Linked DNA regions of Homo sapiens: regions 2 and 3 are each linked to region 1. The links are chromatin contacts, found by Hi-C or POLR2A ChIA-PET in ENCODE. All regions are on one chromosome and are shown on one strand. The core of a region is the stretch at or near the end of the contact, and the rest is flanking DNA. Distances in the headings are between cores, read along the strand shown. Region 1 overlaps LOC105369844 (a long non-coding RNA gene). Region 2 overlaps LOC105369844 (a long non-coding RNA gene). Region 3 overlaps LOC105369844 (a long non-coding RNA gene).

Region 1 (4,066 bases), core at 496-2,995:
TCCATGTCCCTGCAAAGGACATGAACTCATCCTTTTTTATGATGCATAGTATTCCATGGTATATATGTTCCACATTTTGTTTATGCAGTCTATCATTGATAGGCATTTGCGCTGGTTCCAAGTCTTTGCTATTGTGAACAGTGCTGCAATAAACACATGTGCATGTGTCTTTACAGTACAATGATTTATAATCCTTTGGGTATGTGCCCAGTAATGGGATTGCTGGGTCAAATGGTATTTCTGGTTCTAGATCCTTGGGGAATTGCCACACTGTCTTCCACAATGGTTGAACTAATTTACACTCCTACCAACAGTGTAAAAGCATTCCTATTTTTCCACACCCTCTCCAGCATCTGTTGTTTCCTGACTTTTTAATGATCACCATTCTAACTGGTGTGAGATGGTATCTCATTATGGTTTTGATTTGCATTTCTCTAATGACCAGTGATGACAGCCTTTATCATTCTAGGAAATGAAATGAGTACTATATTCTGTACATAATCCTATTAAATTTCTTAAAGAATTTGTTGCCATTTAATCCATCCTTGCGTTTCATGGGTTGCTGTAGTTCAGTGGCTGTTGTAGGGAATTTGTCTCCCTTCTTTTTCTATCCCAGTTATTTTGTGATTTTTTCCAGATGTGCATGTTCTCCATTGATATATCTATGCATTGTCTTAGAAAGTTTAAAATCTACCCAGGAATCTATACTAGCTAAAAGCTCTTTGAGTGTCCCTTCACAGCTATACAAGATGTTTTTAGTAATTGTGTTCTGTAGAGCTCAGCAGCTGTTATGTTACCCGAGTATTTTTTTTTCTTTCTTGGCTTTTAAGTTGATGTTTGGAAGTCTATTCCCAAGTGCTCAGCCTAAAGGAGAGACAGTTTTCTGTTCCCCCTGCTAATGCTAAACACACAAATAAACAAAACAGAACAAAACAAAATTCCAATTAAACAGTCTGGGAGATTCTAGTTGAATGGTGGATATTAGCATCTTTCAAAGCTAGACCACCTGTGCCTAGACAATTTGTGGCTTTCTATTCTTATGTAATACAAGGAATAGATGTCTGGCAAAACAAAAAAGAATTTAGAAAGTAGGGATGAAACATGATTCCTTTTCAGGGAGGAAAATCACTTCATTCAAGTACCAGCTTAGTTTCATTGCTGCATTTGAACCTCCAAGGAGAGAAATGTGGAGCAGTTGATCCACAGTTGTACCTTCCATTGTTGGTTTATTAAATGGGCTCTTTTGTGCGTGTGTGCAATTTCATTCAGACCGTTAATCACTACTTGGAGTATTCTTAGCTTTCTACAAATTGACAAACATAGCTGTAGGGAAATCTATGTGGAAATTCTGTTTTTCAGAGGTTTGGCAGTTTCTCTTTAATGAGTCCTCAGGGTATCTCAGGTTTCACTAATTTGTGTTTAATTAGATTGGAAAAATTCGGGCAGTAAGCGACAAGAACCTTCTGCCCCATAAGTTGGAGAAAACCATCACTCAGGCACTCAACAAAACCCCTTCCAAATACATGATGTAATACATTCACTCCAGAACAGGGTATGAGCCCTAAAGGATGATTCAGACATAGAAACAAAAGTTGCTGTTAGAAGATAAAAAGAATTATCAGTGGATGTGTTTTTGCTTGCCGCTTTGACATTGCTGTGGCAGGCAAGAGCAAAGGAAGAAATGATGCCCTGAGCTGATGAAAACAAATTCCAGAAGCATTTATGACCAAGTTGTGGTTAGAGGAACAGAATGAAACATAATTTTTCAAAGTTTCCAGAAGGGCTTGTGCATGCTGAAACATAACCAGAAACAATATAACATGCTACAGGAGGAATCAGTGATAAAAGTGACATTCCCCACATAGACCTAGTTATTTACAAAGAGCTGTAAGAACGAAGGGCTCTGAAGCCTTTAAGATGAACAATGTTGTAACAGGAAAGGGGTCCTGATTCAGACCGCCAGAGAGGGTTCTTGGATGTTGCATAAGAAAGAATTCAGGGAGAGCCCATAGAGTAAAGTGAAAGCAAGTTTATTAAGAAAGTAGAGGAATAAAAGAATGGCTACTCCATAGACAGAACAGCCCCGAGGGCTGCTGGGTGCCCATTTTTATGGTTATTTCTGGATGATATGATAAACAAGGGGTGGATTATTCATGCCTCCCCTTTTTAGACCATATAGGGTAACTTCCTGTCATTGCCATGGCATTTGTAAGCTGTCATGGCACTGGTGGGAGTGTAGCAGTGAGGACAACCAGAGGTCACTCTCGTGGCCATCTTGGTTTTGGTGGGTTTTGGCTGGCTTCTTTACTGCAAACTGTTTTATCAGCAACGTCTTTATGACCTATATCTTGTGCTGACCTCCTAACTCATCCTATGACTTAGAATGCCTTAACCTTCTGGGAACGCAGCCCAGTAGGCCTCAGCCTTATTTTACACAGCTCCTATTCCAGATGGAGTTGCTCTGGTTCACATGCCTCTGACAATGTCATATATAGAGTCAGTACAGCTTCAGGATTAAAAAGCTAGACTCCAGAGTCAGACAGACATGGCTGATATCAAATCTTGCTTCCACTGATCTTGCCCAACTCACTTGACAATTTTGTGCCACAATTTTCTCGTTAGTGAAATGGAATAATGATTAGCCCTTTATCATAGCATCAATTTGAGGAATTAGGAAATGCTTGTAAGACATTGGTAAGTATTCACTAGTGTGTGTTAACAAATGATGTCTATTATTGCTATTGTTATTAACAAGATATTCTGGCTGTGGACTCCATGTAGTTCCAGAACATTTGGTCACAGACTGAACATGTCCAAAACTGTAGTCTGTTAAAGCCTAGACTTGGGTTAGAAATTGCATTTTCCAAAGAATTTAAACATTGCAGGTTGTACTTTCCAAAGATGGCTGCTACAATAGTTCCTATCCCACATGCTATGTGATAATGTGACCTTGCCACTCCTTCCATGAGGAGGTGGGGTTTATGTTTTCTCCCCTTTGAAACTGGGTAGGCTTGTGACTACTTCAACCAATAGAGTATGGTAGAAGTGACACTATGCGACTTCAGAGGCCAGGTCCAAAAATGCTTTCATTTGTTGCACTGAAATACTCCTTCTGGGAGTCCTGTCTGATTCCCCTGGGGCTGCCATGTTATGAAGAAGCCAACCCACACAGAGAAGCCACAGATGGGTGCTCCGCTTGGCAGTCTTAACCTTTGAGCCTTTTCCTCTCAAACACCAGATATGAGTAAGTCTTCAGATAATTCCAGCTCCAGCCATTGATGATTAGTCTTCTCATCTGAGACCCCAGACCTCATGGCAGAGAGAAGCCAGCCCTAATGTCTCCTTTCCAATTCCCAATAAATCCTTGAACATAATAAATTCTTGTTTGAAGCCACTAAGCTTTTGGGTAATTTGTTACATAGCAAAGAATACCTGGGATAGAAATTCTCCCTGGTCTGGCCAGTTCTCCCATCTATGGATTTTCCAACTTTTCTCAATCAAGTAATTAGCATTTACCATGGCCTTTTAATGCAAGTCACTGTGCTAGAACAGGGATAAGCCAACATAGTTAAACAGAAATATACACAAGGATAAAGAATACTTAGGAATCCTATGGTAAGAACTGTGTAGCATAGAGTAGTGCAGGCAGGACTATGGTGTAAACTTAAAAGAGGCTGAGACAATCTGGGAAGGCTTCATGGTAAAGAGGCTTGCATAGGGCCTTGGATAAGTGGTACTCGGATAAATAGAAAAGGGAGAAAATGAATTCCTGGCAAAAGTGTGAAAAAATGTTTTGGAAAAAAAAAAGATTTAGGCATTGCCTCTTATAATTAATCTGTTAAAGTCATATTTGTCTTGCAAAATAATATTTACAAGAAAGAATGCTTTTAGATATATTTCTAATTCTAAGAGAATTTACTTAGTACTTTATAGAGGTTGAGTTATGTCAGTGGTGTCTTAAATTGGACTAATTTCCATAGGATTGATCAGCAAACTTTGCCTCCTATGTAAACATAATTTACAACTTTATTAGAACACACAGAATTTTCTTTCCTTTTTTTTTTTT
Region 2 (4,122 bases), core at 673-3,172, 44 kb after region 1:
GTTGTTAATGTATTTTAACTATCATGTGAAAATAATATAATTTATATTATTTCAGCATATAATCAATATAAAACTTATTAATGAGTTTTTCCCCTCCAAACTAAATATTCAAAATCTGTGTGTATTTTATTCTTACAGCCAGTCTCAATTTGGACTAGCCAATCTTCAAGGGCTAAATAGCCACATGTCACTAGTGGCAATTAGTTGCTAATCTTGGATGGTGGAGTTATAGAGTCTCCTGAGATTGAATATACAGAAATTCGTACATCTCAAGATGCAGTAATCTTTAGCATGTCTTGCTTAGGAATAAGGGTCACAAATTATTATTCTGTTCTCAAAACAAGTCATTAAATGTCAGGTTGATAGGACATTCAAGCTTCAAAGTTGAGCGGGGAAGTATAGATTTTCCCATAGATCTCCTATAACTTCTTTTGAGGCTTTGTTCATATTATTTTTGCTTTGTTTTGTCTTGGGCTTTAAACCAACTTGATATAAAAACTACATAGTTAGTTTTTGTTCTAAAATGAGACAGCCTTACCTAAGTAATTTCAACTAATTTTTTAAAATGGACTGTAATTATTGTTTTTAGAACTGTGCTGTTTTCTTAGATGTCATTAAAGAAACTGCTGTGGGAGATGAGTAAGAGCATGTCTATTTCTATTCCAGGAATATTTTACTTGTTAACCTCGTGGTTGATAAAATTATGATCAATTAGTCAGAATGTAAGCTGCATGAAACCATGTGATAAATTGTTCCTCAATTAGAAAGTTGGTTTGCCTCCTTATTAACTTGCTTATTTTCCTTCTTTTTCTTATAGCTGTCCTTCCTGATAGATATTTTTATTATGGGTGTTATAAAATCAAACTTATATTTTAATTTTTACCATAGTAATAAGCTCTTGGACACACACACACACACACACACACACACACACACACACACATATTTAGATAATACATTGTAGTACAAAAAATTTGTTAAATAACTGTTTTCTTTTTTTATTTCTAAATCTCAGTTTATACCAGAGAGTAACCACTGAATAGTACCTAAAGAGAAGTTAACAATGGTTATGAAAATATAAATTACCTTTACTATAATTATTTTGCCTTTTGGAAATGCTTAACAAGATTATGGATAATTTATTATCCAACATTGATACATGACAACTCTCAGAGATGCCTGTCATTGGTAGCTGCCTGGATTAATTTTATATTGCTGCATAACACATTACCACAAGCTTAGTGGCTTAAAACTTAGCTTATTATCTCATAGCTTTGTTGGTTGGAATTCTGGGTAGAATATAACTAGGTTCTCTGTTCAGGGTCCTGTAAGGCTAAAATTAAGGTGTCAGCTGGGGCTGGGGTCTTATCTGAGGCTTAGGACCCTCTTCCAAGCTCATGGGGTCATTGGCAGAATTTGTTTCCCTGCAGCTGTCGATCTTGTGGACTTTGTGTCTTTAAGACCAGCAGGAAAATTCTCTTATGCTTCAAATCTCCTCTCAGAAAGGGCACATTCTCTTCTAAGGGTTCACCTGGTTAGGTCAAGCCCACCAAGGATAATCACCCTTTTGATGAACTCAAAGTAAACTATTTAGGGCCCTTAATTACATCTACAAAATCCCTGTTGCCATATAACTAATCTTGGGTATAACATCAGGGAGTGGAGATAGTGGAAGATCTTAGAATTTTGCCTACCAAATTTTCCACATGCCTTCAACACCCTCTATTCATTTGATACTTCTCCACATTGTGAGCTCCATTTTCCAAGGGTAATTTGAAAAGAAAAAAAAAAAATCTGCATTCTCAGACTCCCTTGTGGCTAAGCTGCAGATGTGTAACTATGGTTTTGTAAGTTAGAGGCGGAAGTGAGACTTAACCGTGGAGGTGAACTGTAGCAAGAAACAAACTGGGGATGATTCATTCCTTTTGCTAATGTGGGGGTGGTGGTGGCCATGGTAACTTCCTGCTCAGGCCAGTTCTTTGGTGTGGTTCTGAGGAATGGTTCCGGAGGGGCTAATCTTGAGACTATTCCTCAGCCCACCCAACAGTTCTCTGAGCTGTCTAATATCTTTCAATAAATTCATTTTTCTACCTACGCTAGCCACAGTAGCACCACAGTAGATTGTGGTGCTTACAAAATAGCCCCAACAGGCACAATTCCTAATCTTCCTTGTATATACTTTATGACTCTGGAGGAAATAATGTCTTTCTAATAAGATGAAATTCAATTAAAGCATTTTCCCTGCTTAGAGAAAATGGCTGTGGTTTATTAAAGAAGCATTTGATGTCTATTCCTTCTCAACTATTATCTTATTTGCATTTTCTGGAACATGATTAGTTATAATGTACTATAAGTTTTCATAAAACCAACATGAAAATAATTATGCCTGAATTATATGCATTCCATAAATATCATCTAGCTATCTCCTCATTTCATATTACCTCCTTCCTTTCCCTCAATTGCCACAACACTGTTAAGAGATATAAATAAATCATTAATACTTGATTTTCGGATATATGCTCTTGCTTTTGAGCTTGAGATATTAAAAAATCTCAGTTGACTATAGTTTACCTTGAAATGTTCCTCCCATGAAGGCATTTGACTTTTTTGGTTATTGTTGACTGATAACAACAAGCTAGTTCATGCTGAATAATTGTGTGAAACTCTTTTCTACACAATTTTCAAAATTCTAAACAAGTTGCATTTTTACTACGCTTGTAATTTTTTTCTTTAGGTTTATGTTGTATGACTAATTGCATTCTAAATTCCAGGAGAAAAGGTGTGAATACCTGCAGAGTATTTTGTAAATAAACATTGATTAGGCAAAAAATGCCATGTTTTCTTTCATATGATTTCAAACTGATGGTATTTTTCTGTTTTTATTTTATATATACCATAGTAACATTTTTAATCAGTACCATATGCCCAAACTTCCTTTTTATGGAAAATAACCTATTCCTAACGATAAGTAATCCTGTCTTTAAACACACACGTACACACACACACACACACACACACACGATACACTCATTATTAAATATTTTGTACCGGAAATAGTCTGTGATTCAGTGCTTAAATTGTTTAATAAATGATAAAATATTTTGCAGATTGGCCTCAGTGTAAGGTGAATAGTGATTTTTCAATGATCTTTTGTTCAGCTCCAGTGTTTCCTTCATACCACCAAACTCACACTCTGCTTATACCTAGATTTGCATCCTGCTGCTCCTGCTAACTCGCTGAGTGGCAGTGTGGCCTAGTGGATACTCTTTTGGCTTTTTGTTTTCTCATCTCTAAAATTAGGAAGCAGATTCTATGATTCTAAAATTTATCTACAAGTGGCCATTATTTATGTAAAGTAGTGTTAGTAGCTTTATTAAGGACATCATTTTTATCATGATATCATTTATCATTATTTTTTCAAATGTAGTTCCTGCTGAGAGTCTCTACTACTCTACTGTGTTTTCTCCTGTCTTATTTTATACTCAGGAAACATTTTGGCTAGTGTATATGTGCGCATGTGTGTGCATGTGTGTACTTTTAGTGCTTTCCCTGTGGAGCTGTGTAAGAGACATCATCAAGGGGATCTTATGGTTAATGACAGTTGTTTAATGCAATTACTGTATTTTACAAGTGATCAATTTCATTTAACAAAGTGCTAGTGAACTCACAGAGTTTGCACCATTTTTTAACCAGCTCCAGTCACTAGCCAATTCATAAAAATAAGAATGTACCTCTGGAATGGAGAGAGAAATTTATTTTACCTAAATGTTCAATCGGATGAAAATTTCCTGTTCCCAAAAAACATTTTTTTGGATACTTTAACGATTGCCAAATATTCTTTTAAATTTTCAATTCCAAATTGTTAGTGGGACATTCCATTGACAGGGCTCAGTGTCAGTGGGTCCTGAACTAGAACAAAGAAGTATTCATAAGCTTGGTATTTCCTGGACCTTTAAAAATCCAGGTATAAGGTAGTATCAATTAGGATTTGTTGGTTGTAAGAAGCAGAAATTAACTTTTTACTAAATAAATTGAACTTATTAGAAAGATCAAATAGCTCAGAGAAGTAAAAGAAAAGCTTTACGAGCCAGCCTGGGCTGGGTGTGGTGGCTCACGCCTGTA
Region 3 (4,198 bases), core at 1,374-3,873, 41 kb before region 1:
CCGCCTGCCTTGGCCTTCCAAAATGTTGAGATTACAGGTGTAAGCCACCGTGCCCAGCCCCATATGATTTTATTTATATAAAATGCTAGATGATGCAAAATAATCTACAGTGACAGGAAGCAGACCAGGGATTGCCTGGACCCACGGCAAGGATGGGGGAGGCAGGTAAGGGAGGTAGTGAGAGATTAAAAAGGGGCACAGTAACTTTTGAGGTGATTAATATATTCACTCTCTTGATTATGTTGATGTCATTTATTTTGTGCTGGTTATGCATATAGTAAAGTTATTTTAAAAAAGAAATAACTTTTCCCAAATGATGAGCCATGTATCTTTTATAGAAGACCCTGGAATCACTTAAAAAATAAGATAAAGCAGGAAATGTTTTGTTGCACAATAGTTGGTAGGAGAAGTCTTTTCTCTCTGTTAAAACCCATTGGTCTCCGGAATCTAGGCCTCAGGAATCTGGGGAGGGGCTAGAGGCATAGTCTCTAGGCTGTACCAGCTGAGGCTCCCCACCAGGAGAAAATCCCAGGGCCACATTACAAGGGATAGTCATGAAGGTACAGAAGTAAGTAAATGTGCCAGGAAGGAGGAGCCAAACACAGACCAGAGGAAAAAAAGATAGTGTTGTGAACTCAAAAGGTAGAATTAAGATGCCACGTGGAAAGGGCTGGAAGAGTCTAAAGGTCAGTGAGAGGAGGTCTAGGGGCTGAAAGGAATTAAACAGAAGTAGAGAAAGGCAAATGCAGGCTCAGACCAAAATGGGAGCCTCTGGTGAACAACAGTCATCCCTTTGGACTTCTTCTGGTCAATGTTCGACGTGCTCTGCTGCTGCAAAGCAAAGCTGAGAAGCAACAGAAATGCATGCAACAGTTATAAGGCATTGCATAATTAATAAGAATGATTTTGTTGTGTAGATTATAGTAACATCTAGTTAGAAACACTTGGCAAGTGTGGTGGAGGGGAAAAGAAATTGAAAATCTATTTATTTAAACCTCAGTGAAAAAAAGTACTCAGAAGGTTAAGCTTTTTGGCCTTCGGCAGGGTTCCATCAAGGTATTTCCATTGGTTTGGACTATGAGATAGAACAGCTTTTGGTCTATGTGCATCAGCTGGCACTTGAAGAAAGGTGTGCAGTTAGGTGTAACAGAGATTTTGTTAAGAGTGCTTTATAATTACATTGCATTTTCAAATTTGTAAAATTCTTTCACATGCTTTATCTTTCTCATGTGGAGTTCCTATTTTTTAATCAGACTGATTAATTACTGTTAAAGATTATTTATATCAAATAATTTATAAAGTAAATTTTACAGTAGTGAGAATAAAAAGAAAGATTCACTCTGGGTCATTAGCTAGGTTGAGAAATCATCAAAACATAGGCTGGGCACAGTGATTCACGCCTGTAATCCCAGCACTTTGGGAGGCTGAGGAGGGAGGATCACTTGAGGTCAGGAGTTCAAGACCAGCCTGGCCAATATGGTAAAACCCCGTCTCTACTAAAAATACAAAAATTAGCCAGGTGTGATGGTACACGCCTATAATTGCAGCTACTTGGGAGGCTGAGGCAAGAGAATCACTTGAAACTGGGAAGCAGAGGTTGCAGTGAGTGATCATGCCATTGCATTCCAGCCTGGGTGATAGAGCCAGACTCCATATTTAAAAAAAAAAAAAAAAAGTAATCATCAAAACATAACCTTTAATAAGGAGCCTTAGAAATAATTAAACTTGCATTGTCCAATATAGTAGCCACTAGGTACATGTTTGTTTTAAATTTAAATTGATTAAAATTAAATAAAAGTAAAAATCCAGTTCTTCAGTCGTAGTACTTACATTTACACATGCAATAGTGCTCAATATGGCTAGGGCTACCATATTGGATAGTGCAGATATAGAACATTTCCTTCATTGGCCAAGGTTCTATTGGACAGTGCTGATCTAGACAAATATTTTTAGTGGCTAAAAATGTACTTTTAAATTGAATTTAACTTCAGGGCTGGAGAATTTGAGGCCCACAGAAGTTAGTGATTTATACAAAGTCACCCAAGAAGAACCTGAAAATGGCCCAAATTTCCTGACTTCTATATGAGTGATCATTTTAGCACCTCATACCACCAAACTTTTATTTTTAATTCTGCTCTTGAATAAGAGAGGATTGGATACTCCAAGCTGGCAAGTAATCAAACACTCATTTAGTTTTTTGTTTGTAATTTACATTTATATTTGAAGTTAGGCAGAGCTATAGTCCAAAAACTTTACTTCAAACAATATTAATGATGTCATGCTATAAAGACAGAATGCAGAAGAGCTTGGAAGTATTTCAGTTTCCTTGCTCTGTTTCTTTTTACACGTCCTTGTTCAAGCCACTCTACTCCATGCTGGGACAAGACAGTTTGTTCTTAGGTTAACAGAAAAACAGTCAGAGTCACCTCCTCTTAAAGCATCGAGCACCAGGTGGGAAAGGGCTCAGATTTTTAAAGGTTGCTCAGTGGGGCTTTGAAAATTAAAGAGAGCCCAGAAGAGATGTGGAGAAAGCATGCAATTACACTTGAGAAGGTGTAGCCTTTCCACTGGGTGCATTCTTGATGAGACAGCAAAGTGAGTCATTAAACAGTAGGCTGTCAATAAAGCTGAGACCCAGATTTGCCGTGGATCAGCTGCACTGCCAAAAATTTAACCATCTAAAAAAACCATGGGCAGATCCTTGGTGAACCCTTGGACCTGTTTGCATTACAAGCTTACAATCTTAATTTTTCTGAAAAGAAATAGAGAAAGGAGTAGATGTATATTGAAGAATTGCGATGAAATGCAAGAGTTCCTTATAAACATTACGCAGGGTCATTTTGGAAAGTCAATAATTTATAGCCTTTTTACTGGCCTCAGGGAAAAATGATCACTTCCACATTTGAATTTTAGTAAAAGTTGTTTTTCCTGGATCTCCATTAAATTTCATCCAGCTTTTGGCAGAAATTGTCTTCCTGGACCCTACTGGAGTGCTGGCTGACAAGTTACATCTTCCATGGGGCCACAACTCCCTAACGAATTCTGGGAGAGCAGCCTATTTTTGTTACCAGACGCTGGAGGATGCGTGACATGTCATTAACCTTCAAAACTGGCTCTGCACAAGAGTATTGTCAACAGATGGTGACTCTGATTCTCTCTCTCTCTCCCCTCCCTCCCTTCCTCCTCCATCCCCAGGATATCTTCTGGCATAGAATGCTCATTGGTTTCAAAGGGAAATTCGTGTGTGACACAGACACTGTGGAATGTAGAACAAAAACTGGAACAAAGTCTCTTATATTTATAATTGCGGACTATAGGAATTAAATGCACAGAGTAAACCATCAATAGTGTTTATACATTAAGACAGGCATACCAGTGATAAAGTGAATATTTATGCTGAGAGGCAGGCTCTTTAGGATCAGGGAAAGGTGTCTGGGCACTGGATGGAAGAGCTCAAAGCCAGCATTGGACTTAGAATTTTGGCCCAGCCATTTAACTCTTCAGTCTCTCACTTTGCCTTTTCAGTTTTTATCAGTGGAAGTCAATAGTAATTAGGGCATTATTTATCAGTTACTCCCAAAAAATGTAATCCCAGCACTTTGGGAGGCCGAGGCGGATCACGAGGTCAGGAGTTCAAGACCAGCCTAGCCAAGATAGTGAAACCGCATTTCTACTAAAAATACAAAAAAATTAACCGGGCGTGGTGGCGGGCGCCTGTGATCCCAGCTACTCAGGAGGCTGAGGCAGAGAATTGCTTGAACCCAGGACGTGAAGGTTACAGTGAGCCTAGATTATGTCACGGCCCTCCAGCCTGGGGGACAGAGCGAGACTCCATCTCAAAAAAAAAGAAAAGAGAAAGTTAATTCATTTATTATTTTTAGCAAATATTTATAGGATGCTTAAAATATACCATGCACTATGCTAGGCTCTAGGAAGAAACAAGATGTAAAGCAAAGTGCCTGTCAGGAAGAGGCTGACCAGTAATCAGATGATTATAATACAGCTTTTGAGAGCTTCCTATGGAAACACATATGGGGAAAGGAGAGGTCTACAACCCAGGATACCATGGGGCGCAGTTCCAGGGGCACAAAAAGCCATGCGGTAAACATATCACAGCTTCCCAAAGCATCAGTTTTATTTAACAGGACATTTAAACTATTTATCTTAAAATAAAATATATATATTACAGAGTAGAAAG

Evidence for each region. A loop is a pair of places that touch in the nucleus more often than their neighbours do. ChIA-PET counts read pairs that join two places held with the same protein, here RNA polymerase II (POLR2A). Pooled maps may share reads with other maps.
Region 2: a loop to region 1 is called in a pooled map, with 2.8 times the contacts of the local background. The contact joins two enhancer-like sites. A Hi-C loop is called at or near these places in 3 of 168 maps with a recorded cell type or tissue (MCF 10A, heart right ventricle and tibial artery) and 2 of 50 pooled maps. POLR2A ChIA-PET finds 5 or more read pairs at or near these places in 4 of 52 experiments (HCT116, MCF 10A, Panc1 and 1 more).
Region 3: a map of IMR-90 shows a loop between it and region 1 (3-fold over the local background). The contact joins two enhancer-like sites. A Hi-C loop is called at or near these places in 2 of 168 maps with a recorded cell type or tissue (IMR-90 and mammary epithelial cell) and 1 of 50 pooled maps. POLR2A ChIA-PET finds 5 or more read pairs at or near these places in 3 of 52 experiments (A549, HCT116 and Panc1).

Annotation. Positions count from the first base shown.
Region 1 is chr12:75,682,495-75,686,560 of GRCh38, reverse strand. All of the region lies in intron 6 of LOC105369844 (a long non-coding RNA gene), which reads left to right. Among named protein-coding and RNA genes, the nearest start is that of KRR1, 170 kb to the right of the region's middle. Within about 2 kb of position 1,745, at least 3 of the 41 ENCODE cell types and tissues checked have a DNase peak (open chromatin) inside an H3K27ac peak, as active enhancers do; they include IMR-90, where a contact is called at or near this core.
Region 2 is chr12:75,638,996-75,643,117 of GRCh38, reverse strand. All of the region lies in intron 8 of LOC105369844 (a long non-coding RNA gene), which reads left to right. Among named protein-coding and RNA genes, the nearest start is that of KRR1, 130 kb to the right of the region's middle. RefSeq lists a silencer at 663-863. Within about 2 kb of position 1,922, at least 5 of the 41 ENCODE cell types and tissues checked have a DNase peak (open chromatin) inside an H3K27ac peak, as active enhancers do.
Region 3 is chr12:75,724,041-75,728,238 of GRCh38, reverse strand. The region is part of intron 1 of LOC105369844 (a long non-coding RNA gene); the gene reads left to right. Among named protein-coding and RNA genes, the nearest start is that of KRR1, 210 kb to the right of the region's middle. Within about 2 kb of position 2,623, at least 11 of the 41 ENCODE cell types and tissues checked have a DNase peak (open chromatin) inside an H3K27ac peak, as active enhancers do; they include IMR-90, where a contact is called at or near this core.